2 separate regions of the Homo sapiens genome follow, and region 2 is linked to region 1. A link is an interaction called in ENCODE POLR2A ChIA-PET data of the cell type or tissue named here. Cell type or tissue: CD4-positive, alpha-beta T cell. All regions are shown on one strand. Each heading gives the region's core, and the rest is flanking DNA. Links, peaks and the distances in the headings are about the cores only.

Evidence for each region. Peaks named below come from ENCODE experiments on the same cell type or tissue, not always from the same donor. Only the 100,000 strongest peaks of a DNase experiment are listed, where the experiment ranks them.
Region 2: POLR2A ChIA-PET joins it to region 1 with 5 read pairs; 7 of 35 experiments call an interaction of 5 or more read pairs at or near these places.

The regions. Positions count from the first base shown.
Region 1 is chr21:46,552,822-46,568,782 of GRCh38, forward strand. It overlaps DIP2A (disco interacting protein 2 homolog A), which reads left to right. Exons shown (of 38, transcript NM_015151.4): 26 at 1,348-1,471; 27 at 1,754-1,875; 28 at 2,001-2,112; 29 at 3,161-3,270; 30 at 4,118-4,248; 31 at 4,764-4,932; 32 at 5,402-5,572; 33 at 7,901-7,962; 34 at 8,927-8,984; 35 at 11,037-11,111; 36 at 12,892-13,066; 37 at 13,739-13,862; 38 at 14,549-15,961. The coding sequence ends at 14,801. Among named protein-coding and RNA genes, the nearest start is that of S100B, 44 kb to the right of the region's middle. In CD4-positive, alpha-beta T cell, for the core only: no CTCF peak of the experiment used is centred there; a DNase peak (open chromatin) is centred at 6,920; H3K4me3 peaks cover 1,513 bases; H3K27ac peaks cover 3,330 bases.
Region 2 is chr21:46,491,641-46,507,601 of GRCh38, forward strand. DIP2A (disco interacting protein 2 homolog A) reads left to right here. Exons shown (of 38, transcript NM_015151.4): 4 at 5,348-5,467; 5 at 6,942-7,193; 6 at 12,721-12,849. Among named protein-coding and RNA genes, the nearest start is that of DIP2A-IT1, 37 kb to the left of the region's middle. RefSeq lists an enhancer at 8,792-8,931. In CD4-positive, alpha-beta T cell, for the core only: no CTCF peak of the experiment used is centred there; no DNase peak of the experiment used is centred there; H3K27ac peaks cover 419 bases.

The DNA.
Region 1 (15,961 bases), core at 2,926-10,925:
TATGATTGATTGAGTTCTAAAGCCTACAAACCAGCCAGTGATTTATCATTGACCAAGGTAAAATCAGCTTATGGTGTGAACCTCAGTATCAATACAGTGGAGTGATGTAACCTGGAGTGCTGGGGAGGGGGCTTTGAATGGAACTGGGTAGCAGGGGCTATGAAGAATGATGCCCAGTGGCTCAAGGCAGGAAAGGAGGCCAGTGTGGTGGGGGCCAGGTGGTCCCAGGTAGGGGATGCAGATAAGGCTGGGGGTCGCTGGGTTTTCCCTAAGGATGCAGTGGGATCCCAGACCTTGCGGGCTTTGAGTCCCAGTCCAGATCTCAGGTTCTGTCCTGATGGGGCCCTGACTCATATGGACTGGCAAAGCTTCCGGGATTTGGAATCTCAGGATCTGCCCAGCCCTTGTGCCTGGACACAGCACATAAGTGCGTCCACTGGTCTCTCTCTTCCACTGCCTTCTGTCAGTAGAAGCCACCAATCGAGAAACAGGGAGTTTTGATGTTACACTGGTCTGCTCTGGAGTTTTATATTTATTAGACTGAATTGCACTTTTTATCTTCTTAAGAAGGACTAAAAAAGCTGCGAGGCCTGGCAGGGGATCAGGGAGGATGAGTGTCCTGAGCAGAGAGGTAGGGTTACCAGGTATTTCTGTTTGCCTTGAACTGGTCACATAGCCCCAGTGCCCCTCAGCAGAGAGACAGGGTGAATGAAGGAGCTGGTGTAGTCAGTCCTAGAGGAGACACACAGATGCCTCTGAGAAAGCCGGTTGCAGATGACACACGCCCAGGCTCAGTGCAGGTGACCTGTGGGCATGGAAAGTAGTACAATTCAGGGATGTTTGCTTATCGCTTATTATGTATTTATAATGGTGTCGTATGGAATATTTTATTGAAAAGGCCAGAAAGGTCTTCTTTACCCACGTGTTTCTGGCTCTGCCCTGGGTGAATGGAGTGCCCGCATCTCTCCCTCTTAGCTGGGACCACACAGGAGATACTTGCATGCCTGTCCCTTCACTGCTAGTGAGAGAGTACAGATGGTGAGAAAAGACACCAGTCGTGGACCATGTGCGGTGGCTTATGCCTGTAATCCCAGCACTTTGAGAGGCTGAGGCGGGCAGATCACTTGAGGTCAGGAGTTCGAGACCAGCCTGGCCAACATGGTGAAACCCCATCTCTACCAAAAAAAAGACACCAGCCGTACGTCTAGGACTGACACATTGTCATTATCATGGACGCTAATCACAAGGTGTCGTGTGCAGTGGCGTGCAGGTGGTGTGCACGCAGATCTGCGAACAGCCCACCTGCACGCACCAGCATACAGATGAGCTCAAAGATCGCTTTCCTAGGGCACCGTCACAAGCACTGCAACCTGTGTCCAGCTGCACAAAAGGGCTGAGAGAGTGGCCGCGGCTCTGATGGAGAAGGGAAGACTGAGTGTTGGGGACCATGTGGCTCTGGTCTACCCACCAGGTGGGCTCACTGTGGGGCTGTCCACCTGCAGCTCTTTGTAAGCAGCCTCCTATCCTAAGCAGCCCCCTAGACACTCCCTCCCCGAAGCATCTTCCAAAACTAAGCTCAGCCCCTCCTCTCTGCATGTGTCTGCCTCCTCAGCTCAGCTACCCCTGTGGAAACCCAGGAGTCACCCATGCCCCCCCAGCACCACCTCCCCTCCTCTCTCGCAGGAACAGTGAACAGAGGCTGGTGGGAGCCTCTTGCGGCCGGCCTCCTCACAGCCAGTCCTTGTCTCCACAGGGGTGGACCTCATTGCCGCGTTCTATGGCTGCTTGTACTGTGGCTGCGTGCCTGTCACCGTGCGGCCCCCGCACCCTCAGAACCTCGGCACCACACTGCCCACCGTCAAGATGATCGTGGAGGTGCGCCTACCTGGCCCGCGGGTCAGAGTCTGTGAGTGGGAGGCTGCAAGGCTGCCCTCCGCTGCCCCCTTTTCTGGGCAGCTTGAGAGGCCCCGCCCACCCACCCTTGGCCCCTCGCCATGCAGGTCAGCAAGTCTGCATGCGTCCTCACCACGCAGGCTGTCACACGGCTGCTCAGGTCCAAGGAGGCTGCTGCTGCCGTGGACATCAGGACCTGGCCCACCATCCTAGACACAGGTGCGTGTCCTCGCACTGCCCAGGACCAGTCCCTTTTCCTTTCTTTGTTGTAGGTGTGGTGTGGCCTGGCTGCCGTCCAAAAACACACGTGAGGCAAGAGCAGTCCTGGCAGGAGCCTGGCTGACAGCAGGGGGTGCCCCGGGCCCTGGTGGGGAGTAGGGGTCCCTGTCCCATGTGTAAACCCACGCTCCACTCAGCCCACAGCAGCCGCACCCAGTCCCAAGTGGTGTGGAGCACAGCCTTGCCCCTCTCACCCGCCTCCTACTGGCATGGGGGCTGGCAGCTCTCTGAGGCTTTCTGCAAACGCTTTGAGGACACAGCTCCCACCGCATGCCGCCACTCCAGCATCCCTGTCCCCATCATTGGTGAATGCTGTCATGCCCCATGAAATGCTGAGGGCCAACAGGGTGAGGGTCAGAAACCCCCCTGGCTCCCCTCTGCCGTGGACCTGTCTCAGCCTGGGCTGGATGGGGCTGGGCCAGGGCAGCTGGTGTAGGGGAGGGCAGGCTCAGAGCCAAACAGCTGGCCAGGGCCCCAAAGCCTCACGGGCTTGCCTCAAGGGGAGCGGTGCCTGCCCTGCTGAGCCTGTGTCCAGTTGCACCCAGGGAGGCAGTGGTGTCTGGCTCATGGGGCCACGAGAACTTGATGAAGCACGCAGAACCCAGAGCCCGTCCACAGCTATTCTTGCTGTGGTCGGGACTCGGCTCATCTGGGCTTTGCCATAGGCTCTGTGACTTTTGGCAAATCCCTAGTCCTCTAATCTTTCCTACTGGTCAGTGACGTGATGCCTCCCCTCTTCGCCCTGCCTCGTCCCCCATCCCCACAGGCTCAGTGTGGTCTTGGTGGGACCGGGTAGCGTTTCCATGAAGAATGAAATACGCTTTCCTGAGCACGCACAGCCTGCATCGTCACGGCCCCACTCCCGTCTGAGCTCACTCTCTGCAGGACTCCCAAGGACAAATCATGTGTCGCCTCTTGCCTGTGAAAGCCCAGAGCGTTCAGAATACATGTGGGAACACTAATGTTGCTGGTGTCTCCTGTTTAACAGATGACATCCCAAAAAAGAAGATAGCAAGCGTTTTCAGGCCCCCCTCCCCCGATGTCCTCGCATACTTGGACTTCAGCGTGTCAACCACTGGGATATTAGCGGGAGTGAAGGTAGGTCCTCTGAAATCTTGTTTGCTTCAGCCCCTAGAAATCAGGAGGAGTGGACAGAAAGGATGTCAGATGCAGATTTAAACTGACAGGTCCTTCTTATGCAAAGCACAAAGCAACAATTTTGCTTCTTAAGATTTGTGTTAAATACCAATAAATGCTAAGATGTGATTAGCCTGAGAGTAATGCGTTTTCTGATGCATTATGGTTATGTCTAAACTTTCTGATTTATGACTGTCTAGCTTACAGGAACTGGTGGCTTTGAAGAATCTCTTACCTTGCTGGGAGTCAATAGCTCAATTAAAATTTTTCAGGCGGGGCGTGGTGGCTCACGCCTGTAATCCCAGCACTTCGGGAGGCCGAGGCGGGTGGATCACAAGATCAAGAGATGGAGACCATCCTGGCCAACGTGGTGAAACCCCGTCTCTACTAAAAATACAAAAAATTAGCTGGGCATGGTGGCAGGTGCCTCTAATCCCAGATACTCAGGAGGCTGAGGCAGGAGAATTGCTTGAACCCGGGAGGCAGAGGTTGCAGTGAGCCGAGATTGTGCCATTGCACTCCAGCCTGGGCGACAGAGCAAGACTCTGCCTCAAAAAAAAAAAAAAGAAAAAAATTTTAAAAATTCATTACCCTGAAATTTTGTTTCAAAGATTTTTAGTGTACCATTTCTTGGGTATTATTTAGGTTATATGGGGATTTGAGCCAACCGTCTTTTAAGGAAATAAATATGATGTTTGGTAGTTCGGAGCTATGGTCTAGCCATGTGAACAGCGGACACTGCCATCCACCCTCTCCCCTCCTGAATTTCATTTCACTTTTTTTTTTTGAACTTTATTTTACTCTTAAGATGTCGCACGCGGCCACAAGCGCCTTATGCCGCTCCATAAAGCTGCAGTGTGAGCTGTACCCCTCGCGGCAGATCGCCATCTGCCTCGACCCCTACTGTGGCCTTGGTTTTGCCCTGTGGTGTCTGTGCAGGTGAGTGCAGGGCCCCTGCTGCCTGCCAGGTGGGAGCAGCTCGTGTGGCTCTTAGGAACCTTGGCCTTCTAAGGCACCTTTTCTGGGTGCTCAGGAAGCCGATGAGATGTGTGTGAGTGGGTTTGTTTGGGGATGAAGTGGGTTGGAGTCTGAGTCTGAAATTGAGTGAAAATACATTTTTCATTAAATACACTGTCCGTTATCAGTACTTGGGAAGAATCTGCTTGATTCCTTCAAACACTAGAAAGTGGCGATCCGTCTCTAGAAGTGAATGCCTCTGGAGTGGTGTCCCCGGATCCTCTCCAAGTGTTCGGAGCAGAGCTCAGAACCCCGTGCCTGCCATCCCCCAACCTTCACCCTGTGGCATGTTTTCCACCAAACCCCCCCACTTGGCGTCAGAACAGAAATCATGCCCCTGTTGTGGCTGGAAAAGAAGTGTTCTTGAGGAAGGGAAGAGTGGAGTGCCCAGGGTGCTGGGTGGGCGGGCGGAGCCTCACGAGCCTTCCCTCTCGCAGTGTCTACTCGGGACACCAATCAGTGCTGGTGCCCCCGCTGGAGCTGGAGAGCAACGTGTCCCTGTGGCTGTCGGCCGTCAGCCAGTACAAGGCCCGCGTCACCTTCTGCTCCTACTCTGTGATGGAGATGTGCACCAAGGGCCTAGGCGCACAGACGGGTGTCCTCAGGGTGAGTGCCCAGACCCGGGCTTCTGAGTGTGCTGCAGACCACAGCCCTGGGAAGTTTAAAAACAACAAAACAAAACAAGACTCCCAAGGCCCCTCCCTGCAGTTGGAGGAAGTAGAGAAAACCCTTTCCCACTAGGGGCCCTATGTACACATCTGTCCTCCCACGGCCCACCTGTCTCTGCAGCTCCACACCCCGCAGGAGAGGAGGGTGGGGGGTAGGGCAGGGTCCCTGCGAGATAGCGGGGTGGAAGTCTGGCCGCGTGGGAGGGCAGGTGTGGGATGCAGGTCAGATGGGAATCGTTTAGCGCATCCACACGTAGGATTCTGTGGAACAGACACAGCCTGCGGAGAGGAGGTTGGTGTCCAGCTCCACCTCTGTGTGCCCACCCGGAGATTTCCCAAAACAGTGCCCAGGGCCCTGGCAACTCACTGAGCTGTGGCCGTGGCCTGACCGCTCACCCCTCCCGCAGATGAAGGGGGTGAACCTGTCATGTGTGCGCACGTGCATGGTGGTCGCCGAGGAGCGGCCCAGGATTGCGCTGACCCAGTCCTTCTCCAAGCTCTTCAAGGACCTGGGCCTGCCGGCCCGCGCCGTAAGCACCACGTTCGGGTGCAGGGTCAACGTGGCCATCTGCCTCCAGGTGAGGTGCCTGGGGCTGCGGTTCTCGAAAGCTGGCTGTTGGCAGCATGGAGACCCAGTTTCCCAGTTGTTAATGTGCCGTTTTGTAGCCGCCTGATCTATTTCTCCTTCTCTGGGCCTTTGATATCTCATTTCCATGTAACATTTTAGCTTCAAGGGTTTTATTTTTAAAGATGTTCTATTCTAGTTGGAGAAAGGCTTATTTGGAAAAAAAACACATTGTTTTTGAACAGTGACTAATAACTGTAAGACTCTCTAAGTTAGATATAAAACACAGCTAAGTTCTTAAAGCAAGATTGAACTTACTGTTTTAAGATATCTAGCAATATTAAATTGAAACATTAATAAATGTGGTAATTTGTGTTGACTCAAATTCATTTCTGAAACCATGAAATGTCTTATTAAAAGGAAGCACCAAGTTTCAGGCCAGGAGTGGTGGCTCATGCCTATAATCCCAGCACTTTGGGAGGCTGAGGCAGGCGGATTACCTGAGGTCAGGAATTCGAGACCAGCCTGGACAATATGATGAGACCCCGTCTCTACTAAAAATACAAAAATTAGCTGGCTGGTGGTGCGCGCCTGTTGTCCCGGCTACTTGGGAGGTTGAGGCACAAGAATCGCTTGAACCTGGCAAGAGGAGGTTGCAGCGAGCCAAGATCTCACCACTGCACTCCAGCCTGGGTGACAGAGCGAGACCCTGTCTCAAAAAAAAAAAAAAAAAAAAAAAAAAAACATAGGTAGCACCAAGTTTCAGAGATTGAAGAGCTCACGGCAGTTCTGTTTATTGCTTCCTCAGATAGCTACAGCTGTTGCCCAGATTTTGTACTAGTATCTCAATTTCATTTCTTTCTAAAAACATCTTAAAACCAAATGGCTTTTTAGATAACCCTACATATTGAACGCCTTATTCACCCACATAGTACAAGAATAGCTGGAAGGAAATGGCACCTGTCCGTGCCAGAGCAGGGCTGAGTGCAGGTCTGTCTCTGTTTCCAAAGTGTTTGCTTGGCCTTGTGCCTCCCCATCACAGTGGCAGTGCACGCAGGGCAGGGCGGGGGCTCTGCTCACACCCTCTTCACCACAAAAAGACCCCTGACCACTCAAGCCTCAGACCCTTGTCACGCAGCAGAGGAGATCGGGCGGGAGCCTTTTGTGAGCTCGCTTCCTGTGTAGGCTGTGGCTGAGCGTGGGTGCCGGCCTTTGTGTTAGCGGCTCTGCGTCTGCAAGCCTGGGGCCTCCTTGCTAGACGTCGGAAGGGTATGGATGCCACACATGATTGCAGAAATGATGTTAATGGGATGTTCACGTTTGCTCTTTAAGATACAGAGGTGGGTTTTGCTCTCTCTTTCCCTGTGTTTCTCATGTGGCTGCTGCTTCTGTGTGTGTTTCCTGTGGCTGTCTCCTCCCTGTCTCACTCTGCTGCCTCCTTGGCCTCTGTCAGCCCAACAGGCTGGGAAAGCTGGCTGAGCAGGTATGACCTTGACCTTGACCTTGTTGGTGCCTCTGTGCTTCCCCCTCCCATGAGTTCATGTGACTTTCTCGTGAATTCTAGACAAACATGTTTCTTTTGCTGTCTTACTTTGTTCACAGTGGATATTACTTGACATATTACAAAAGCTCCCTTGTAACCAAATTTAAAAGTAAAACTATTTTCAAAAAATGTTAATGCTCATAGCATTGCCTTGGGAGGAAGGGCTGTGTTTAGTTCCAGTGCAGAGGTGTTTAATTCCAGTGCAGACACAGGTTATGTTGTCTGGGATCTTTAAGGGTGATGTTGATCAGAGTACTCATTTAATTGATGTTCCTTATTGAATAAAATGACACATAATGTCCTTTAGTCGGGATTAATGTTAACTGTAAGATTCAGAAAGGAAGAGAGTAGAAAGGTGAAGGCTGCCATCCATCTCACCTGAGTGAGTCTCGGCTGCGAGCAGTCCCCGGTAGAATTAGGCTGGTTGGTGAGAGGCAAGGCCCTGCCTGACAGCATGGTGGAAATGCCCCTCAAATCCTAATGGTGTTTTCATCACAGCAAGAGACCAGTGGGAATAGAAAGTTGTTAGAACTGAAATGTAAAGTGGCATGATTTGGTGTTTTCAGAGTCATTGAGTGTTTCGCTCAATATTATCAAGCTCTGTGGATGTTTGGATGGAAAGCATCAGACTGCCTGGGGGACCTTGAACCCCTAGGCGGACTCACTGCAGGGAGCAGAGCTGCTACCTTCTTGGGTGTCCCCGGGGGCCAGGGAGGAGCTGCCATGCAGCTGTACCTGTAGAAACAAGATGTTAAGTGAGGCCCCTGAACAGAAGTTCCTCTGCTGCTCTCCTTCCAGGGCACAGCTGGCCCGGACCCCACAACCGTCTACGTGGACATGCGGGCACTGCGCCATGACAGGTAATGCTCCCAGCCTGCCTGGGCCCCATGGATACCCAGTGGCAAAGTGATGCAAACCAGGTCTGCACTGACTATGCACCCCCGGGACCCAGGCATTAGAGGACGGCGGGGCCAAGTCAGGCCTACCGGGACACCTGGATGGGCACATGAGAGGACAGCTGGCTACATTGGGCCATCTGCACCAAGAGGAAGAGGAGAGCTGTGTGCCCCACTCCGGGCGTGCCTCCCAGGGGAGCTCAGTGTCTATCTCTGTGCGCCCGTGTCCCCAGGGCTGCAGTTAACATCCCTTTATCTGTCACACAACCAGGAAGAATAAGAGTGGCCCCTGTGACATTTGGTTCTTTAGAGGGACAGGGACAGAGAGAAGACAAGTAACCCATCTACTGGCAAGAACGTTTCTTACCCGATGACCCATGTGACATTTGGTTTTTAGAGGGATAGGGACAGATAGAAGACAAGTTATCCATCTACTGGCAAGAACGTTTCTTACCTGATGCTGTCATAGGATCTGACTTAGTTTCATCTTGATGAACGATGGTGGTGCATACAGTGTGTGCTTGCTGGTCTGTGGTCAGATGTGTATCAGGGCCCCTCCCAGCTTTGAAGCTCAGATCCCAGTCCTGGATTCTCAAGTATGGCCACACTGTAGCTTGATGTAAACACTAGGTTTAGCTTACTGGGTGCCAGGGGCTTGCTGGGTTCAGGGAGGACCTAAACGAAATGTAGAGTGAGCTGCTGTGAGCACATGGGGTGGGTGGCGAGTGCATGCGGGTGGCGGCACTTGGGACCGCAGCGTGGTTGGGGTGTCCCTGCCATTCATGGCAGGTGTGCTGTGGAAAGGTTGACATCCTGACTGTTGTCAACAGACCCTCAGAGTGATCATTTCCAACGTCATGATCTGCCCTTTCAGACATTACTACCTGTGTAGTAAATTTTGTACTGAAATTGTTCCCTTAATTTTTAGGGTTCGTTTGGTAGAACGGGGTTCTCCGCACAGCCTGCCATTGATGGAGTCTGGAAAGGTAGTGGAAACCAAGACGCGTGCATTCTGAGTCGCGTCTGAGACCTTTGTCTGAAGCATCACCCCGTGGAGGGTGCTGGGGGCTGCGGCTCTGATGAACACAGGTCGACTTCTGGTTGGGGTGGGCTCGGCTGCTGCAGAAGTCTCCTTCCCTCCTTTGTGGCTGGTATATAGAATTACTTAGTTATGTTTTTAAACACACATCTGAGCTCAAAGCCAAGAAAGGGAGAAGTTCAGGTGCAGGAATAAAGAACTCCCGCTGGGTGGGTGGCAGGCCTCAGGCCTCTGGGGCCAGGGCCATGGAGGGGGGTTCCGGCCCACCCACACATTTAGAGTTAAATGGAGTGGCCCTGGCCCTAAGTTGGAGATGGCAAAATCTCATGCCCTAGTTTAGGGTGTCAGCAGGGAAGAGGCCCCCAGACCCTGTCGGGGATCTGGGGGATCCTGAGATGGCCCGAGGACTCCCAGGAAAAAACTGAGATGCTGCAAGAGGTCAGCAGACATAGGCACAGAACAGCATCCTCTGAACCAGGAAGGGTTCAAAGGAAGGAGGAAAAGCCACACAGCCCAGGAAGGCAGCATGAAGAGTAAGCCAGGCTTGATATGAGTCGGGGACCCTGGTGCCTTCACAACCGCAGAGGCAAGGGAAGGAGCTTGGCCACCCTGACTCCGTTCACTGCCATGGCCACAGCCACCTGTGGGGAGTCAGAGAGGGGTCCAGAGAGGGACCCAGCCAAGCCATGTGATGTCCAGGATACAGACTCCTGCAGGGCAGCAGGGGTGAGACTGCGGACAGAAGGCACAGCTGCTGTGAGGGTCTCGAGGTGGGAGCTACAGGGAGGCCAGTGGGACTGGGCTGAGTGTGGGGAGCAGAAGGAGTGCGTGAGTGAGTGAACTCACATGCAGGTGCAGGGGCTTGAAAAGCTCCCTTCCCGTGTCCCCTGTTACAGTCACTTCAGGCGGTAGACCAGCCGAGAGTGGAGTCGGGTGAGCTTAGTGGACAGCACATCTGTGGGAGCCGTGGGCTGCTGCACGTCCTCCCTTCTCTGAGCACAGGGACATGTGAGCCGCCATCGCACACAGCTCTGCATCATCCTTGGTGTAAACTCAGCGGGTTTCCCTGGGTCATGGGGCCTCCACGTCGCTCTTTTCCCTGCCCTGCCATGTACAGCCGCACTGTAATTGTTTAGCTCACCCCCTTTTATTGGACGTTCTTTCCTATTTTGCTGTTACAATCACTTGGGCCTGATAGGTTTGTGTCCTGGAAAGAGCTCTGGTTTTGGGGCTCAGCTGGGACATGCAGGGAGAAGATGGAGGCTCCAACAGCATCTGGGGAAACAGAACAGTCCCACTCCGCCGGGGAGGGTCTGGCGGTAACCGTAGCTCACACCTCCCTGTGGCCCGTCGTCCCCTCCTCTTGCCTGCCCTGAGCCTGCAGTGTCATTGCCCCCATTTCATACGTGAGGAAACTGAGGACACAGAACAAGCATCCAGGCCTTGTGCAGTCAGGTGGTCTGACCTGAGCCCAGTGAGGGAACACTGGGACCGGGCCTGGGAGGCCAGGTAAGAGATGGTGGCCTCTTGCCGTCCTGAATTGGCACAGAGCCAGTGCTCAGTGGTTGGACTGACTCGGAGTCACGGGCAGGAAGAACTTCCTCATGGTCAGGTTCCTGGCCAAGAACTAGGACAGACATGTGCCTCCTGCAGGGCTGGGCACAGCAGGGTCACTGCACCCCTGGATGGATGCCCATCAGGTGCGCTGGCATCACCTGGCTGATTGTCTTTGTAGGCTTAGTGACCCTCTGCCCCTCCTGACACCCAGAGACGGGATCCCTTCTCAGGAACTGGAGTCATTTTGCTTATTTCTATTAACATCTCTTATTTCTTTCAAAATTCAAAGTCAAATTTGGAGCGGCCTCTAAACTTCCTGACCTGACATGAGCACATCAGTCCTGCAGGCCAGCTTCTGAGGGACGTTATTTTAATGTCACTGAATCAAGAGAGTCTCGTGTCATGTTTTCTTTAACAAGGGACATAGCTCTCCTCCTTCCAGATCCTCCCCGGCGTGAAGGTCATCATCGCACACACCGAGACCAAAGGACCCTTGGGAGACTCACACCTGGGAGAGGTGAGCAGGGGCCCATGGGAGGGGCTTGAGCTCTCCAGCCTCACCAGCTTCACCTTCCTTCCCTTTTTGCTTCAGATTTTGGAATTCTAAACTTGCCTTTGGGAATCTACCAGAAACCATTTGGCCCTTGCCCCGTGTACCTCCCAGACCCAGTTCCTATGTAGGATTTTGGGGTACTGTGGGACAAACTGCCTCATCCCTAGGTTGACCTAACCAAGAGAGGGGAACCCCTAGGTTTGAGGGCACTGACAGGTGAGAGGAGCTGCACAGGAACCAGTGGCAGTGTGGAAAACAGCTACCTTGTGCAGGACCCAGCAGCTGCTACGTAAACGTGGTCCCTGGCACCCAGGCAGGAGCACAGACACGGGGAACTGGCAATAGGGAACTCTGCACCAGAAGAGTTCAGGGCCTCCACCTGCAGCTGGGAGGTTTGGGGAGCTCAGAGCCCTTGTCCTGAGGACACAGTGGAGGGTGCGGGTCTCCCTGAGAACACAGAGGCTATACAGGAATCCGTTGGGTTGAAATGTCTACATGTATTGCACGTACATCTTGCTGTAATTTGGGACAGGCATGACTCATTATTTACAGGCAGTGGTGGCAGCTTGACGTGCAGTCCCGAATGTGCAGATTGATCTGTTGTCATGGGAGCATAAGGACTCACGTTCCTAGTCCTATCCTCTTGGGGAATGTGCTGTCAAATTGATGTCTTCAAACCAGGCGGGCACAGGCATCATTTGTGAGCTCTGCTGTGAAGCCAGACTGGGGGCTTCCAGCAAGCCGTGCCCAGAGGGAAATCACTCAGCCTCAGCTGGCTTCTCCTGACTGGGACAAGGGTGTGAGCGTGCGGGCCCTCAGGTGGTCTTACCGTGTCCTGATGGGAAGGTGTCCTGGGTCCCAACCCTGAGTGTGGCTGGTGTGAGGGACCCTCCCCTCAACCGTCCCACTTCCTGCACAGCCAAACCCAGGTCTGTAAGTCAAGGGTGTACCCCCAAGAAATGGAGAGTCTGAGCCAGGCATGGTGACCCACCCTTGTGGCAGATGCTCAAGGGAAACGCCCCTATTGGCCACCCCGTTCTCCTCTTTCAGACGCTGCCATGCAGGGGCGTCTTAGAGCCAGTCGAACTGACCGTGGGTTCTGGACGGACTCTCTCTAGAAGGGCCCCATGACACTTGGTCCTGCAGGCACAGGCCTCTGGTCCCTTGGTCTCTGCATGGATGCACAAAATGCTTACGTGTGTAGATATGAGGGTGCACACAAACACGTGGACAGGTGGATACACACACGTGAACACGGATAGCGGACGCACACACACGCGCGTGGGGCTGACGTTAACCCTGGGATGTGCCGTCTGTTTTCAGGGCCTCTGTCTTACTGTGAGTCTGAGCAGCTGCACGCTCTCCACTCTGTAAGAACCCTCATTCCTTCAGCCTGTCCCTGTTGTGGAATGTGGGTTGCTCCCGGCCCTCTCTTATTACCAACAATAGTTGGATGTGAGGAAGGTGGAATTGCCCCTCTCGACTTACCCACGTAGGATAGAGTCCTACAGATGACATTCTTGGGTCAAAGGAAGAAACACAGTATTTAAGGAGAGAAAAGTTCTGTTTGCTTTCTGTGCCTGTAATTTAACTTAGTTCATAAAATAAGAGACAATGAATATTATCCGCCCCGACTTCGTTCAGTGTTTTCTGGAGCATTATTCTTGGCCAGTGGATGTCTCGTGACAGAATCTGAACTCGGTGGTTGGTAACACATCACATTCTTGTCCTCTGGGCCCACCAGATCTGGGTAAGCAGCCCCCACAATGCCACCGGGTACTACACCGTTTACGGGGAGGAGGCGCTTCATGCCGACCACTTCAGTGCCCGGCTGAGTTTTGGAGACACACAGACCATCTGGGCAAGGACCGGCTACCTTGGCTTCCTTCGGCGAACAGAGCTCACTGATGCCAGTGGAGGTGAGGGGTTGTGGTGAAGCCCTGCGTGAGTGCTGTGCGGGGAGGACCTGGGCTCCCCAAGAGCTTAGTCACCTGCTAGCACACCTCACTCCTTGCTGTGGTCTGGTATTGCTCCTTGTGGGGGGAAGATGTTCTGACAGCAGTTTTCTCTGAAAATACTGTTTTCCCTCCATGACTGCCCCTCACTGTCCTTGGGCCCTTGGCCTCTGCTGAGGGCGTGGGGGACGGTGTTGGTGATAAGGCTACCAGGCTTCTCCCCGAGGCCAGACCGGTCTCTCTGCCGCTGTGTCTTTACCAGTGGCTTCCCCATGCACAACCCATTTAAGGTTGTGGTCAATGTCCAGAGGACTCTGTGCAGCCACCACAAGCTGGCCAGATAAGGCAGAACTTTTGGTAGCTCCTATAGATGGTGTCCCGTTCACAGAGATAAGTTATTTTTAATAATACGCTCACACTTGCTGTAACTTTCCTGAGGTGGTTCCGTGCTGCAGAGATAACAGCCTGCTCTGCCAGGACCTCCATCACCCTTTCTGCACGTGGTGTGCGACCTCATGATGTTTCAGTTGAGACCTCCCTGTGCCTGAGAGCCCCTGGTTGGGCTCAGAGGATACGAATGTCCAGACTCTGCATGCCTTGGCTTTCTGGGCACGTGTAAACACACACTGTTCACAGGGCGGCACGATGCACTGTATGTGGTTGGGTCTCTGGATGAAACTCTGGAGCTCAGAGGCATGCGGTACCACCCCATCGACATTGAGACCTCTGTCATCCGAGCACACAGGAGCATCGCTGAGTGGTAAGAGCCCAGGTGGAGGGCGGCTTCACGTGGTCCCTCCAGCCCTTCCTCTGGGCATGAGTGCTGTGCATCGGTTGGAGCAGAGCAAGGACTGCTGGGCCCTGGGCACAGGCCTCCTGCATTGTCACCCTGGTCTGCAGTGGAGCTGGGTGCCATGTAGATGAGCCCTATCTACCTTGGGCATTGCCAGAGAGGGCTGAGGACTTCTTGTGGGTTCTCCCTCTGGATGTACTCTGCAAAACATGGTGCCAGAGCACACCTCACTGCCTGTGTTTGGGTTTGGCTTGTTTTTTTATCTGTTTCCTTATCAGTGGTAAGCTAAGAGATTGTCCCCAAATGCACAGGCAAAATGTAGATTTCCACAGGTCTCATCCTGAAGTGTTTCTACTTTTAATATGAGTTTCTCACATGGTTGTGACTCCTGATTCCTTCACCTGTAGGGAACTTGTGTTGGGACAGGTACAGCTTTCAGCATCAGATAATGCTCTGATTCTCAGTAAAAGCTTTAGTTGGAATAGACATCCTGTAAAATGGATCTGGCCTGATCTTTAGATTGTAAATGGCCTTAAATAGCTGTGTGACATTGGTGGGCTTCACTCTTCTTTGTGCCACCCTTTCCCAAGCATTCATTGGCCCCTGTGACCTGTGCCTGTATCCATGTGACCCAGTCTGTCTTCTCTCTGCAGTGCCGTATTCACCTGGACCAACCTGCTGGTGGTGGTGGTGGAGCTGGATGGGCTAGAGCAGGATGCCCTGGACCTGGTGGCCCTGGTGACCAACGTGGTGCTGGAGGAGCACTACCTGGTCGTGGGAGTGGTGGTCATCGTGGACCCAGGGGTGATCCCTATCAACTCTCGGGGTGAGAAGCAGCGCATGCACCTGCGGGACGGCTTCCTGGCTGACCAGCTGGACCCCATCTATGTCGCCTACAACATGTGAGCGCAGCACACCGGCCCAGGTGCCGGAGATGAATGAGCCCCAGCAGTCCAAGGTGTGATGTGGGAAGACACCGCAGAGCTCACTCACCGGGACTCGCCCTTCCTGTGCTCTTACAGATCCCTCTCAACAATCCCCGCATCTCCTTTTAGAAAGCACTTCCTGAATTATTTAAAGAAATATTTTGAATCTGCCAAGTACATTTACAAAAACACGGATGCTGGTATTTTAACAGATGGAGAGACAAGGAAAGGAAAGGAAAGGCCTGGCATGGGCATTGTGAGGAATCACAGGCACCGAGGTTGTTCTCTGCTGTACTGCAAGTTTGCACTTTCTTTAGGCTAAAAATATAGTTCCTGATTTTTAAAATTCAGTTATTTATTCCCACTTCAAATGACAAGTTCATATATAGAATTTACGGGAGAAACTTGAGACCATTTACGGGGAGAAACTTGATTCTGGGAAGATAGCAGAGTACAAACCAGCTGCCTCACTTCTGTTTCACAGGGAGGCTGATGGAAAAAGGAAGCAAGCTGGACCCATCCTCCCTGCTCACAGAGGGCACTGTGGTCACACACAGTGCCTCCTCTGCCAGTTCCTTTATTGAAAGAGGTGTGCTGGCTGGCCACGGTGGCTTACACCTGTAATCCCAGCACTTTGGGAGGCCGAGGCGAGCAGATCACGAGGTCAGGAGACCGAGACCATCCTGGCTAACATGGTGAAACCCTGTCTCTACTAAAAATACAAAAAATTAGCCGGGTGTGGTGGTGGGCGCCTGTAGTCCCAGCTACTTGGGAGGCTGAGGCAGGAGAATGGTATGAACCAGGGAGGCGGAGCTTGCAGTGAGCCGAGATCACGCTACTGCACTCCAGCCTGGGTGACAGCACGAGATGCCGTCTTAAAAAAACAAAAAAGAGGTGTGCTGCTTGTCAGCATGTATTGTCACGGACACTCAATAAGTGCCATTTTGGACTGTCAAATTTAGATGCTTTGTTTCAGAAAGATAAGCCAGCATTTAGTTTTAAATCACTTTCCTGGTTTGTAACTTGATGCTGTTTAGTTAAATTGCTAGTTTTCCTAACACTACAATATTAATTCTTCTCGTGGAAGTGTACTGATTTATTATTTTTATTCCAAGTCAGCAGATTTGGAAGCATTGTGGT
Region 2 (15,961 bases), core at 4,698-12,697, 59 kb before region 1:
CCTCAGCATTTCACTGAGCACTGTTGTCCTCATGCCTGGATGCAGATGCACGCACACATGTGTACTTTCCATGAGAGTGGTCCTAGAAAAGGTCTCCTCCTTTCTGCCGCTCCTTATTTTCTACATGTCCCAGCTCTTCTCCCCAACCCTGTTCCCTGCTCATGGAAGTGATGTTAATAAACTGGTTTCTGCCCTTGTGAAGTTTATACTAGGTGTATTCTTTATCTTTTGAATACAGGTCTTTTATCATAAATATGATTTGCCAATATTTTCTCTCAGGCTGTGATTTGTCTTTGTGTTTCTTTAAAGTATCTTTTGAAGAGCAGAAGTTTTTAATCCTGATGAAGTCTAAGTTATCATTTTTTTAAATTGATAGTGCTTTTGTTCTTGTGTTTAAGATATCTTTGCCTAACCCAAGATTACAAAGATTCTCTCTTGTGTTTTCTTGTACAAGTTTTGTAGTTTTAGGTTTTTTAGTGCCATTTTAGTGCCCTTAAGTTTGTGATCTTTTTTTTTAGTTAATTTTAGTGTAAGTACAAGGTATGAATCAAAAGTTTACTTTTTTGCATGGAGGTAGTCAGCTGTTCCTGGGCCATTCCTTAAGCCTATGCTTTCTCCAGAGAATTCCCTTTGCACTTTTTTCTAAAAGCAGTTGCACATAAATGCGCGCATCTATTTCTGGACTCTCTGTTCTGTTCTATTGATCTATTCGTCTGTCTTTATGGCAAAACAGTGTTCTCTTGATGATCATACCTTAATAATAAGTGTTAAAATCAGTAGTGTTAGTCCTTCAACTTTGTTTCTTATCTGTGTTCTGTTGTATCTAATGTGTCTTTTTTCCTTCTTGCACCTTTAAGATTTTTCTCTTTATCACTGTTCTGTGGGCTCGATTATATCCTCTCTGAAATTCCTATATTGAAGCCCTAACCCCGGTGGGATGCTATTTGGAGTTTGGTCCTTTGGGAGGTAATTAGGTTTAGATGAGATCATGAGGGTGGGGCCCTCACGGTGGGATCGGTGCCCTTATAAGAAGAGGCATTGGCCAGGCGTGGTTGTTCACGCCTGTAATCCCAGCACTTTGGGAGGCTGAAGCAGGCGGAGACCAGCCTGGCCAACATGGCAAAACCCCATCTCTACTAAAAATACAAAAATTAGTCAGGTGTGATGACACATGCCCATAGTCCTAGGTATTCTGGAGACTGAGGCATGAGAATCGCTTGAACCGGTAGGTGGAGGTTGCAGTGAGCCAATATTGCCCCACTGCACTCCAGCCTGAGTGAGACTCTGTCTCAAAAAAAAAAGGAAGAAAAAAAAAAGAGGCACTAGAGCTTGCTGGCCCCCGCCCTGCCCCATCAACCTATGAGTACAATGGTTAGAAGGCAGATGTCTGTAAGCCAGGAAGAGAGCCCTCACCGGACACCAACCATGAGGCACCTTGATCTTGGACATACAGTCTCCAGTAAGAAAAATTTGTGTTGTTTAAGCCACTTAGTTTATGCTGTTTTGTTATGGCAACTGAGCAGACTAAGATGCTGGTGTTGAGTGATTTGATTATGATGCACGTGGGCTGGTTTTGTTTCTTGTGCTTGGGGTTTGTTGAGTATTTTTGGATCTGTTGATATACCCTATCAGGTTGATATTATCTATATTTTTAGTTCTAGGTTGTTTTTAATCTATACTTATTTTCCTTTTTTTCTAAGACAGCAATAATGTTTAGGGGAATCACAGTAACTTCCAAATCCATCACAAGGGTCTCAGTTTGTTTCTTGCTCTCTTTTCGTGAGTGCCTTTTTCCATGAGTGTTTTCAGTTAAGTCCTTGTGTGGAAATGCTTTTCGAACCTTGTATGTCTGATAATATTTTTATTAAATATTCATATTTAAATGATAATTTGGCTGGATATAAAATTCTAGGTTTAACACTTTTTGTCTTCAAAACTATTGCTTTTTTGTGCCTGGTGTTACTACTGAGTATTGTCAGTCTGTTTCTTGATCTTTCAAGGTGATTTACCTTTTTCTCTGGAAGCTTTTAGAATTGTTCTGTGTCTTTGATATCCATGAATTTCCTTTATCATATGTCTAGGTGTGAATTCTTCACCTTTCCTGAGTAGGAAAAGGTTTAACCTGGCCCTACAAGCCATTTAAATGTGAGATTTTTAAATGTTTTCAGACATTTGTTGGGGAAAATTGAAGCGTCTACAAAACTGGCCATCATTGTATTATAGCTCCCCTGGACCCATAGTCGAGCTCCAGAAATTCTGGGCCATCCATGCCCTGCCTTGGATTAATCTATACTCTACCTGCTTCCTCCCTTCCCATATGGTTTCATAGCAAATCTCGGATATGTTATTTCATTTAGATGTCATAATATTCTCGATCTCTGTCATTTTGATGTCGTAATAGTCTTGGTTTCTGTATCTGAAAAGATTGTATTTCTAAAAGATAATGCCATTTTCACAAAGTAATTAACAATAAATACTTCCTTAATAGCAAATATTCAGCCAATGTTCATATGGCTTTTGCTCGTATGGCTTCTAAGGAACAAGTTTATTTGGACCCAGGATTCAAATAAGAGCTACACATTGCAGTTGGTTGGTAAGTGTTTTCAGCCTCTATGAACCTTAGTTTGTAGGAGAAGCTGAGCTGTGTTTGTCTGATGGTTCCTCTTGGTGTCTCTGACATGCTTTTTAGGTCACTAGGTTTGATGAAAGTCAGGTTACAACGTTCAGCTGTTTACAAGACTGTCATGGGTGGCCCTGTGTTCCTCCACCAAGAGGCCTGTTGGGCCTGACTCTTGGCTGTTCACTGTGGTGCTTGAAAACCAGTGATTTTTCTCAGTTCTTAGATTGATTTCCTTTGGGCTGCAAAATGGTGAAATTTAGATTCTGACATTCCTTCTTCACTCAAAGGCCAGAATATTTCCGTAAAGAGAAACTTCTGTTATTTACAACTTGGTACAGGAAAGAAAGTCAAGATGAATATTTAATTCTTTCCATTTATTTACTAGTTTTCAGAACAATAGGTTGAGTCACTGGCCTCCTCCAATGGCAACCAATTGATTGCGTTTCCTCTTTTCCTTTTTCTTCTTTTCTTCTGTCAGTATCATATTTGATGTTTCAGTCCATTTTAGTATTTATTCTTACCGATATTCAGATTGTCCCATTCTTCGCCATTGGGAATCTCTTCAAATTGGCTCGAGTTGTTTGACCATTTCCTGGTTGGCTGTTAGGATAAGAAGTTCTAGGTTCATCCTGGGCATTTCTCCCCTGCTCCAGAATCTGCCATTTCTAAGGGTTTTTTTTAAGTGAGGATGGTGTTTCAAGACCACAGTCTGGGCACTAGGATGCTGATTGCTATTGGGCTGATTGTTGTTTGTAGACATTTTCACTGTACAGAGGTAAGACAGACTTTTAAAAGACAGGATACCACATTTGTTTGTAGTGACATAATCTATTCAGATTCAGAACTGCAGGGTCTGTACTTCATCTCTCTCTCTCCCTCCCTCCCTTCCCTCCATCCCTCCCTCTTTCTCTTTCGCTTTTTCTCTTCTCTTCTCTTCTCTTCTCTTCTCTTCTCTTCTCTTCTCTTCTCTTCTCTTCTCTTCTTTCTCTCTCTCTCTCTCTCTCTCTCTCTCTCTCTCTGTTTTTGAGATGGAGTTTCACTCTTCTTTCCCAGGCTGGAGTGCAATGGCGTGATCTCGGCTCACCACAATCTCTGCCTCCCGGGTTCAAACGATTTTCCTGCCTCAGCCTCTCAAGTAGCTGGGATTACAGGCATGCACCACCATGCCCGGCTAATTTTGTGTTTTTAGTAGAGACAGGGTTTCTCCATGTTGACCAGGCTGGTCTGGAACTCCCGACCTCAGGGGATCCGCTCACCTCGGCCTCCCAAAGTGCTGGGATTACAGGCATGAGCCACTGTGCCCATCCTCTCTCTCTCTTTCTTTTCTTCCTTCCTTCCCTTTCTTTCCTTCTTTTTCTCTTTTTCTTTCTTGGGTTCTCACTCTGTCACCCAGGCTGGAGGCAGTGGTACAGGCATAGCTTACTGCACCTTGGAACTCCTGGGCTCAAGTGATCCTCCAGCTTCAGCTTCCTGAGTAGCTGGGACCACAGGCGCATGCCACTGCACCTGCCTAATTAAACAAAAAAAATTGGGCCAGGTGCGGTGGCTTACACCTATAATCCCAGCACTTACAGAGGCCAAGGCGGGCGGATCACCATGTCAGGAGTTCAAGACCAGCTTGGCCAACATAGTGAAACCCCATCTGTACTAAAAATATAAAAATTAGCCGGGCGTGGTGGGGGGTGCCTGTAATCCCAGCTCCTCGGGAGGCTGAGGCAGGAGAATTGTCTGAACCCGGGAGGCGGAGATTGCAGTGAGCTGAGATCACGCCATTGCATTCTAGCCTGGCGACAGATCGAGACTCCATCTCAAAAAAAAAAATTTTTTTTTCAGAAATGTGGTCTTGCTGTGGTGCACAGGCTGGTCCTGGCCTCAAACGATCCTCCTGCCTCAGCCTCCTAGAGCGCTGGGATTACAGGCATGAGCCACTGTGTCCAGCCTACCTCTTTCATCTACATTTGTATCTCCTCTCCCTCATGAGTGTCCAAGCTCTAGCTATGGTAGAATCAGACTATTAAGTGCTTTTCATTTGCCATATCCCACAGGACTCACGAAGAATCTATATGACAATGCCTTCACTGCTATCAACAATATGAGAGAGTTTAAAAGTTTTTGTTCAGTTATTTTTGTCCTTATTAGATATTTCTGGAAGTAGAGGTTGACCAGTCTAACTTCAGTGTTTTAAAGTCAGCTGCAATAGTTTAAACCAGGGGTGTCCAATCTTTTGGCTACCTTGGGCCACGTTGGAAGAAGAATAATTATCCTGGGCCACACATAAAATACACTAACACTAACGATAGCTGATAAGCTAAAAAAAATTGCAAAAAAATCTCATAATGTTTTAAGAAATTTTACGAATTTGTATTAGGCTGCATTCAAAGCCCTCCTGAGCCATATGAGGCCCATGGGCCACGGGTTGAACAAGCATGGTTTAAACCAACAACTAGATACACATTTAGGCTCATTTGTTTCACTTTATTTTCAATTTTGGGGATTTCTCTTTTATTCAGTTTTGATTTATAACTAAGGAAATATTTACAAGATTCCAAAGTTAGATCTACAAACAAAGAAATATTTAAAGAAATCTAGGACCAACATGTGAGGATAGACAGAGAGAGCTTCTATTCCTTTTACCCCCACTGAAAACAAACAAAAACATGAAACTTAATTTGTTACTTTATAAACAGTCTTGTAAAAAGTATTTTTACTGCTGTCCTTCCTGTGTAGATGTCCACACTGAAGCCGTGCAAGCAGCTTTGGCCAAATACAAAGAGAGGAAGATGCCTATGCCTTCGAAGAGACGTTCTGTCCTTGTGCATTCGTCTGTGGAAACCTACACCCCTCCAGGTATTGATAAACAATGTCAAGTGTGGCTTTTTTTTGAGTGTTTCACAGGCCTGATGTTATCCTATTTACTTCCCATTGAGTTGGAATATCCGTCTGGCCTGTAGTATAGATTGGACGCATTTGGAGATTAAAAATGTTTGCATATGCTCGTATTCCTTACCTGAAAATCTATGGTGTACATAGTATTCTTACCCAAATGGGTACTTGCTTTCTATAAGACTTTTTGTGTGGATCTTAATTTCTTTTACTAAGATGCTATTTATGTCTTTTAGTAAAGAGAAGAACCTAAAGCACTAAGAGGAGCCTAAAATAAGCACTAAGCTAAAGCTTCCTGAATTAGGAATTTTACAGTTATTGTCATCTTATTACCTATAACTTAACAGGTTGTAACCAGGACTTATATGCAACAGTATAAGACTATTTGGAAAGTTTTGCGGTTGATTTTGTTGTTGTTTTATTGTTGGTACCATTAGAAATGAAAACTTTTATATGAGGTTTCTCTCTAGCAATAATGTATTTTAGTCTTCCTGTTAAACTGTACAAGATGTCGATAGTGTCTAATGACTTCACATTCATGAACTTGCATTGTTGTCATATATTTAAAGTATCAAAAATAGTGACACCCATTTTTGGTTTGAGGTATTTGGAGATACTACACAATAAAACCAAACACACCAGATTCGTAAGATGATTTAGTGGTTTTGGTAACACTTTCTTGCTTAAAAGAAGTTTATTGTTGAAAAAAATCTTAGAAATGGCTGTCAAATTATTGTTTTTGCTAAATATAGCTATAGACACTATCCAATTTTAAAATAATGTTTTAATAATTGTAAAACCCATAATGAAACACACAGTCATGCTGACTTGAAGAAACCTTAATGTACAGTTAATTTTGTTGTCTGAAGCAATTTTCTCGGAGAAGGAATTGTTTTTAGGGCTAGTTCACATGACTCCCCTGAAAGGATGCATGTAGACAGGGCTGCGGTTCTCCCATGGCCACCATGTTGTTGCTGGGGCCATGCACAGGCCAGGATGCCTTCTCACTGCCTCCAAGATGTAGGGCCGGGCACAGGCTCTCCCCTGGGTGATGCTGACTGATGTGTGGATATGGTGTCCGACTCTGTGGACATGCAGTGCAGCACTGAATATTCACAGAACACCCCCACTGAGGTATATGCTGAAGCCGTTTAGGAGATCAGAGGCTGTCTTCACTGAGTGTGTCTGGTACCCTGTGGCTGAGTTCTCTCTGGGGAGCTGGGGGCTCATGGAATCATTTTCCCCACAGTAGGGCTTCTTGCATGCCCTTCTAGATTGAGGGTGACCTTTGAGCTGACTGCGTGGCTTTGGGCAGAGCTGTGCCAGGTGTACAGAAGCATGCTGCACACAGGTCTGGGAGGCTCCAGTGTGAGTGGGAACTCCGTCCTCCTCTTGACTCATCCCGATATCATGCCTGTCATCGTTATTTTAACCACAGACACGTCGTCTGCCTCAGAAGATGAGGGCTCTTTACGGCGACCCGGGCGACTCACCTCCACTCCGCTCCAGAGCCATTCCAGCGTCGAGCCCTGGCTCGACCGGGTCATTCAGGGCTCGTCCACCTCATCCTCTGCATCCTCCACCTCATCTCACCCGGGAGGGAGACCCACCACTGCTCCCAGTGCTGCAGCCACGCCGGGGGCCGCCGCTACCACTGCACTCGCAGGCCTCGAGGCCCACACCCACATAGGTCAGTAATAAGCTGCTGCGGCCCCTGTGCCAGCAGAGCGGGGTCAGGAGTGTCCAGGACAGAGGAGCAGATGGAGGGCACCTGAGCCAGGCGCCACCCTGCAGACTTAGCTGCAGGCCTGAGTGCTCTCCAAGTGACTGAGGTCACACAACCCAGATAACCCATACTGGCTTATCTGCCTGAGACATTAAATTGATTTTGAGCTTTTAATAATTGCACTTGAAAGAAATGGGCTAATATTTGGTTAATTCATCATTCAGATTAAATCCCTAATAACCTTTTGAACAATACAGCTCAGTTGCAAATTTTTTCCCCCATCAAGACCTACGTATTTTTCATCTGGGAAATGTCCTTTTGGTAACAAAAGTAGTTGTTGATACTTCTTTAATTTGGCAGTCCTAGTCCTTTGGGGCATGGGGCATTTCTCATAGTCCCCCAGAAGGGTGTGGTGTTTCTCAGTGTCATAACACCTTCCTGCTCTTGAGGGGAAGCTGGTGCATGCAGTAGGTGCAGGGGTAGATGGTCAGCACACATCCATACCTGCTGGTGGCTGTGATCATCACCCTTGACCTGGCCGCCTCTCTGTTGTCTGTGCCTTTCCTCTTGGCTATGTGTTCACAGCTGCAGGCCCATTGGTTGTCTCTGTACCTGGCTGGAATTCTGAGGTTGGGGTAGAGGGCTTTCGCTCCTCCAGATACCAGGTTAGACAGCCTTTGGCCTGAAAAGGTGTCAGTCAGAGCTAATCATATGATGCATGGATCTTTCCCAAATCATGGAATCCTTTAAATTACATTCATCTTAGAGATGAAAAAAGTGTAAACCTTTCATCCTTTGAAATTCTATTTTTTAACTAAAACAGCAGCATAGTTAGCTGTATGTAGCTGGCATGTGAAACCCACATACACTCTTGCACAAGTACCTTAAAATACAATCAGTATTGTTGAAGACTCATCTTAATCCCCTCCTTTTTTTCCCAGATGAGGAAGGAAGAAAAAAAAGTCCAGCGATTGTAACTTGCTTGAGATCAGACAGCAGCCTTAAGTGGTGAAGCCAGGGCTGATACCAGTTTTCTTGATTCCTATTCATTTTCTTTGCTTTTTGTTGCTTTTCTGCCAAAACTGAAAGGTGACACCTGTGACACGCTGGTGTTTGTGCTGGGGTCCCCATGGGTGCCGAGCTCTTTTTTGTAAGACCTCGGTCATTTGGCTGGACTGGGGGCAAGTTGGGTATGTTGGGTGGCCCACAGCTTCTGTCTCATCATCCTCTGTAGTGTGCATCACTGTTGCTCTTCATGTTTTTGTTTGTTTGAGTCAGCACATCTCTTGTGTTTCCATTGAACATGTGTCCTTCTTCTGAGGCGTCCGTCTCAGATGAAAGCTCACAGTGCCCTGCTCTGTCTCCACACTGCTTCCAGCTCATAAAGGAACTGCCAAGACTACAAGGGTAGCAGCAGGCAGCATTTTCCACAGAGAAAGTTTCTCTTAGGAAAACAGCCTGCTCAGATTGTTTCTGTAGCTTTCCTGGGTGTTCCATGGCCAGAGGCTGCTGCCCACCTTTCCTCAAGGTGGTGTACAGTCCATATCTTGAAAACAGCTTTTGCACTGTTGTTTGCCTTCTCTGTTCATCGTTGGTGATTTAACTTTGTAGAAATACATAGTTAACTCCAATTCTGAGGCAGGGGCAGGAAAACAGTAGTTTTAAATGTTCTGTTACCTCATTTCTTCTCCCAGAAGCTCCTTTCTAGGTGAGATGGTGCAGGAGAGCAAACAAAACATTTGTAGTTTGAGTTTATTAGCCATTGCTGAGTCATCTCAACACTGTTTCCGGGTGGGTTAGAAATAAAAGCTTATTCAGCATGAAAAATTAGCCACAGTTCAGAATGTTTAACCGTACAGCCCTCAACTTTCCAGTGATTGTGGGGTGTCTTTAAGCAAAGCATTGAACTCTAATGTGTGTTTGAATTAGATGTTTTCATTCTCTGAAAAGGACTTGGCTGCAATTATTTATAATGTAGGTTTATTACCTATGTTGGTGGAAGACAGCTCCTGACTCCTGCAGATGCAGCTGTAATCATCTCTTCCTTTCTTGTTAGTCCTAGCATCAACATTTTGTGATCAATTCTAATACATTTAAAAAAAATTCTTAACTTGGACTTGATTTAATACTTTGCTTACAGGATTGCAATTTTCTACAGATTGTAGCTACCCACATCCTAAATGTTGGACATAGTTAATTTGAATTTCTAAATCTCAAAAATACTCAACTTCCCTCTTATGACAGAAATCATCCTTTGTTTTAGTTTCTAACACTAGATGTGTCTTCAATTTAAACTAAGGAAAGAAACATGAAAAGAGGAAGAATATATTAAGTAAAAAATTCGAGGTAGAACATATCAGGTAAAGATAATTTTTAAAAATATATCACTTTCAGTTTTGGATTAAGGAAATCAAATACATTAAGCCTTTTTTATACAAATGTAAATACCTATTTTTAAAAGCAGTACTTTTAATTATAGTAGCTTCTTTTAATTATAGTAGCTTATTTTTATTTTGAATGTAGTTTATGTTTATTTTTATGCAGCTTTTTTTTTTATTTTTCCACCTAGAGACAGGGTCTTGCTCTGTCACCCACGCTGGAGTACAGTGGCATGATCATAGGTCACTGCAGCCTTGAACTCCTGGGCTTAAGAAATTCTCCCACCTTAGCCTCCTGAGCAGCTGGGACTATAGGCAAATGCCAGCATGCCTAGCTAATTTTTAAAAATTTTTTGGAAAGATGGAGTTTTTACTGTGTTGCCCAGACTGGGCTTGAACTCCTGGGCTCAAGTGATCCTCATGCCTTGGCCTTTCAAAATGTTAGGATTATAGGAATGAGCCACTGCTCCCAGCCATTATATAGCTGTTTTAAAAAACTACTTGTAGTACATGTATGTATACCATGTATACCTTTTTTTCCATATATACTTTTAAAATCATTTATTCTTTTTGCTAGATTTGGAAGAGTGGGGAAATTTCTTTTTAAACTAAAAGAACCTCCTGATAGACATACTTTAAAATGCTAATTTGATCAGCATCAGGCTTTTTCAAGGGTTGTGAAAAATCTTAACGGTTTAGATTTTTTCAAAAGGTATATTCTGCTATGCAGACAGTGAGTTTGTGCTTTCATATACTTCAGCTTTCTACAAACCTAGTAAAAAGTTACTGCTTTACATTGTACCTAGGAGTACCACAGTGATACTAACAGGTACCTTCATTAAAATATTAAACATTACCAGTTGTCTCTACCTAACATAGACTAGTGTTTATTTATTTATTTTTTTGGAGATAAGATCTCACTCTGTGGCCCGGGCTAGAGTGCAGCGGTATGGTCCTAGCTCACTGTAACCTGGAACTTCTGGGCTCCAGTGGTCCTTTCACCTCAGCCTCCTAAGTAGCTGGGACCACAGGTGTCCACCACCATGCCCAGCTAATTTTTTTTTTTAAGAGATGGGAGCTCACTATGTTGCCCAGGCTGATCTCAAATTCCTGGGCTCAAGTGATCCTCCTGCCTCAGCCTCCCAAAGTGCTGGGATTATAAGTGTGAGCCACTGCACAGCTAGTGTTGATTTTTTTTTTTTTTTTTTTTTTTTTTTTGTGACAGGGTCTCACTCTGTCCCCCAGGCTGGAGTGCAGTGGTGCAATCTTGGCTCACTGCAACCTCCACCTCCCGGGTTCAAGCGATTCTCCTGCCTCAGCCTCCCGAGTAGCTGGGATTACAGGCATGCACCACCACGCCTGGATAATTTTTGTATTTTTAGTAGAGACAGGGTTTCACCGTGTTGGCCAGGCCATTCTCGAACTCCTGACCTCAGCTGATCTGCCCGCCTTGACCTTCCAAATTGCTGGGATTACAGGTGTGAGCTACCATGTTGGCCCCTATGTTGATTCTTATAAATGGGCGAGCATCTGTGTATTCATTGTTGTGGTAGAACACAATTTCTATAGTCATATAGACACAGTGCCTTTCCTAGTGGTAGACCCAATTATAACCATAATTCCTATAGGAACTTACAGTCAGCCAGCATTCTGAACAGATAGATGGACTGTACCATGGAAATAAAACACAAAAATGTACATTCAGACAATGGAAGGAGTGACTTTTACATATGTTCCAGATCTAATGTCTGTTTTTAAATGTTACACCAATTCTACTTTAAGAACTTGATTGTGGCCAGGCGCGGTGGATCACACCTGTAATCCCAGCACTTCAGGAGGCCGAGGTGGTTGGATCACTTGAGTCCAGGAGTTCAAGACCAGCTTGGCCAATATGGTGAAAACCCGTCTCTACTAAAAATACAAAAATTGGCTGGGTGTGGTGGCACATGCCTGTAATCCCAGCTACTTGGGGGACTGAGACAGGAGAATTGCTTGAACTCAGGAGGCAGAGGTTGCAGTGAGCCAAGATTGTGCCACTGCACTCCAGTCTGGGCAGTGATAAAGTGAGACTCCATCTCAAAAAAAAAAAAAAAAAAGGAACTTGATTGTGGTCTCTTAGTTTTGCAGCTGTTTTAACTGGCAGTGGGGGAAGTTTTAATTTCTGTAGTTTTATTCTTTTAGGACTGCAAAGGTTTGGTGTCCAACATACTTTTTTGGGGGTTGTAGTAGTTTGTATGATCCTGGCTGTTTTTTTCATAATGTAACAAAAAAATGTACCAGTGACAATTGATTTCAAATTTGTTTCTGCTTCCTTGAGGGAATTTCTTCCTTCCTTCCTTCCTTCCTTCCTTCCTTCCTTCCTTCCTTTCTTTCTTTCTTTCTTTCTTTCCTTTCTTTCTTTCTTTTTCTTTCTTTCTTTTTCTTTCTTTCTTTCTTTTCTTTCTTTCTTCTTTCTCTTTCCTTCCTTCCTTCCTTCTTTCTTTCTTTTTTCTTTTTGAGAGAGAGTGTCGCTCTGTTGCCCAAGTTAGAGTGCAGTGGTGCAATCTCAGCTCACTGCAACCTCCGCCTCCTGGGTTCAAGTGATTCTCCTGCCTCAGCCTCCCCAGTAGCTGGGATTACAGGCATGTGCCACGACGCCCGGCTGATTTTTGTATTTTTAGTAGAGACGGGGTTTCGCCATGTTGGCCAGGCTGGTCTCGAACCCCTGACCTCAGGTGATCTGCCTATGTCAGCCTCCCCAAGTGCAGGGATTACAGGTGTCAGCCACCATGCCCAGCCCCTTGAGGGAATTTCTAACCAAAATCTCATCAGGCCATTGTGACAGGCAGGTTTACTCTGTGCCTGCCTCTGTGCTGAAGATGGTGGTTCTGAGTCTGGATCCCTTTGAGAATTGAGCCACCCACATGCACGCAGATGTCTGCATAACGTGTCTGGGAGTTCATAGGGTCCCAGTATGCCTTTGGTCAGCCAAGAAAACAAATTAATGAAAATACCACACTCTCCCCACTTAGAACTCAGCTAGTGGAGCTTTAGACTAACGGGGTTTCAAGAGCAGCTTAATACTCATTTGACTTAACAGCCACTTTCATTTTGGGTGTGTTTTTCAAAAGCAGATCTGCATTCTGCCCCTCCTGATGTCACCACGGGCCTCGTGGAGCATTCGTACTTTGAGCGTCCACAGGTGGCTTCTGTGAGAAGTGTTCCTCGGGGGTGCAGCGGGAGCATGCTGGAAACAGCAGATGGTGAGCCTGCCTCTCTTTCTCCTCGTGAAATAGCAGAACACAGGTTTTGTCTTTGGGTATTGAACACAGCTTTAATGTATTCACTGTAGCAAACCCAAGCCAAACGTCAGTTTTAATCCATGCAGATAAATAGAAACCAGTGTGTGCAGTTAATGTTATAGAAAGCATCATGTGGAGAAATAATTGGAAATATCAATGGAATTGGTCAGAGGGGAAACGAGGAGAGTGGGGAGGGAAAAGACTTCCAAATTTAGATAGGATGCAAAGGGCGTTTCGATCTGCAATATAGTAGGGAAATGAGAAGCTGTGGGAAGTTTCTTTATTTAGATTCAATGTGGCAGACAGAATGACTTAGTCAGTGCGAGTGCACACACCCACCTATGACAGAACAGCCCCCTACACTCTCCATCTTCAGCAGACTGTGAAATCGGTGCAACAGCAATCATGGTTTCCCATGTGCAGGCTCAGAGATGTCAGTGTAACTTTCATAATGTCCTCATTTACACCATTTCTTTTTGAAACAGTCTTCAATGTCTTTTATCAAAATCATGTCAATTTTTTTCCCAAAATAATAATTTAAATAAAAATTAAGAGGAGCTCAGAGCTAGGGCCTATCATATATGTTGGTACTCCCAAACAGAGTGTCAGATTTTGTTGAGGGCTTTCATCTCCTTGTCCAGAGGCAGAAGAAAAATACTGAATCAACATGAAGCAGTCTGTACATTGGCTAGACATGTATTTAATTCAATTTATTACTCTTTATATTTAAAAAAATTAAGAGCTTAATTAAAGGGTAATTGACATAATGAATTGCACATATTTAAAGTGTACAGTTTCGGCTGGGCGCGGTGGCTCACACCTGTAATCCCAGCACTTTGGGAGGCTGAGGCGGGCAGATCACTAGGTCAGGAGATCGAGACCATCCTGGCTAACGTGGTGAAACCCCATCTCTACTAAAAATACAAAAAAATTAGCCGAGTGTGGTGGCGGGCGTCTATAGTCCCAGCTACTCGGGAGACTGAGGCAGGAGAATCGCTTGAACCCGAGAGGCGGAGGTTGCAGTGAGCCAAGATTGTGTCACTTCACTCCAGCCTGGGCGATAGAGTGAGACTCCTTTCTCAAAAGTTTTAAGACATTTGTACAGCTGTGGAAAGCATCACTACAATCAAGATAGTGACCATATCCAGCACGCCCAAAAGTGTCCTTGTGTTCCTTGGTCCTCCTCTCTTCGGATCCTTCTGGCTTTCCCCATACACTTCAGGCAGCCACCGATTTACTTTCTGTCACTATAGATTAGATTGCATTTTCTAGAATTTTATATAAAAGGAATCATACAGCGTTTACGTTTATGGTCTGCCTTCTACCACTCTCCATAATTATTTTGAGATTCATTCATGTTCTGTATCAATAGTTTACTCCTTCTCATTGAGTAATATTTCATTAAATGGATGCACCACAATTTGGCTGTTCACCTGTTGATGTGTATTTAGGTTGTTTCTAGTTTGGGCCGGTTACAAGTAAAGCTGCTATGAATAATCAATCTTGTATACGTTTTTGCATAGATGGGTACTTTCATTTCTTTTGGGTCAATACCTAGAAGTAGAATGGCTGAATTATATTGTAGGTGTATTTCACCTTTTTTTTTGGAGACTGAGTCTCACTCTGTTGCCCAGGCTAGAGTGCAGTGGCATGATCTTGGCTCACTGAAACCTCGCCATCCTGGGTTCAAGCGATTCTCCTGCCTCACCCTCCCAAGTAGCTGGGATTACAGGCATGTGCCACCACGCCCAGTTAATTTTTGCATTTTCAGTAGAGATGGGATTTCACCATGTTGTCCAGGCTGGTCTCAAACTCCTGGCCTCAAGTGATCCACCTGCCTTGGCCACCTAAAGTACTGGGATTATAGGTGTGAGCCACCATACCCAGCCTATTTTAACTTTTTAAGAAACTGCCACGCTGTTTTCCAAAGTGATTGTACCATTTTACATTCTCATTATTAGTAGTGAGAGTATCAGTTCCTCCACACCCTTTCCAACAGTTGGTATTATGTTTAAAAAATTTCAGCCATCCCAATAGGCATGTAGAGATATCTCATTACAGTTTCAATTTGCATTTCCCTAACGGCTGATGGTGTGTTGAACATCTTTTTATGCACCTATTTGCCATCTGTGTATCTCTTGAGGGAAAGTATCTGTTCATACTTTTGGCCTATTTTTTTTTTTAATTGTGCTTGTTTTTCTTTCTTTCTTTCTTTCTTTCTTTCTTTCTTTCTTTCTTTCTTTCTTTTCTTTTCTTTCTTTTCTTTCTTTCTTCTCTTTTTTTTTTTTTTTTTGAGACGGAGTTTCACTGTCACCCAGGCAGAGTGCAGTGGTGCGATCTTGGCTCACTGCAACATCCACCTCCCAGGTTCAAGCAATTCTCCTGCCTCAGTCTCGTGAGTAGCTGGGATTACAGGCATGTGCCACGATGCCTGGCTAATTTTTGTCTTTTTAGTAGAGACCAGGCTGGTCTTGAACTCCTCGTCTCTGCCTGCCTTGGCTTCCCAAAGTGCTGGGATTACAGTGTGAGCCACTGTGGCCAGCCAAATTGTGCTTGTTTTCTTATTGAGTTTTGAGGGCTGTTTATATATTCTAGATACAAGTCATCCCATATGAGGTTTATCATTTGTATTTTCTCCCAGTCTGGCTTGCTTTAACAATGCCTTTCAAAGAGCAGATGGTTTACATTTTTATGACATTCAGTTTACCAAATTTTTTTATATATTGTGCTTTTGTGTCATATCTAAGAAATTTTTGTCTAACCCAAGGTCACAAATGTTTTCTCCTATATTTTCTTCCAGAATTTTATAGTTTTAGTTTTTACATTTAGGTAGATAGTTCATTTTGAGTTAATTTTAGCCTAAGTATCAGGTATGAATCAAAGTTTACATTTTTGTATGTGGGTATTCAGTTGTTCTAGCATCATTTATAATAAAGACCATTCTTTTCCCACCAAGTTTCCTTGGCATCTTTAATGAAAATCGGTAGACCATGTTGGAGAGGGAAGGGTCTATTTCTGGGCTCTGGGCTCTGTGTGTTGTTCCGTTTCCTTATTTATCTGTCCTTACACCTCG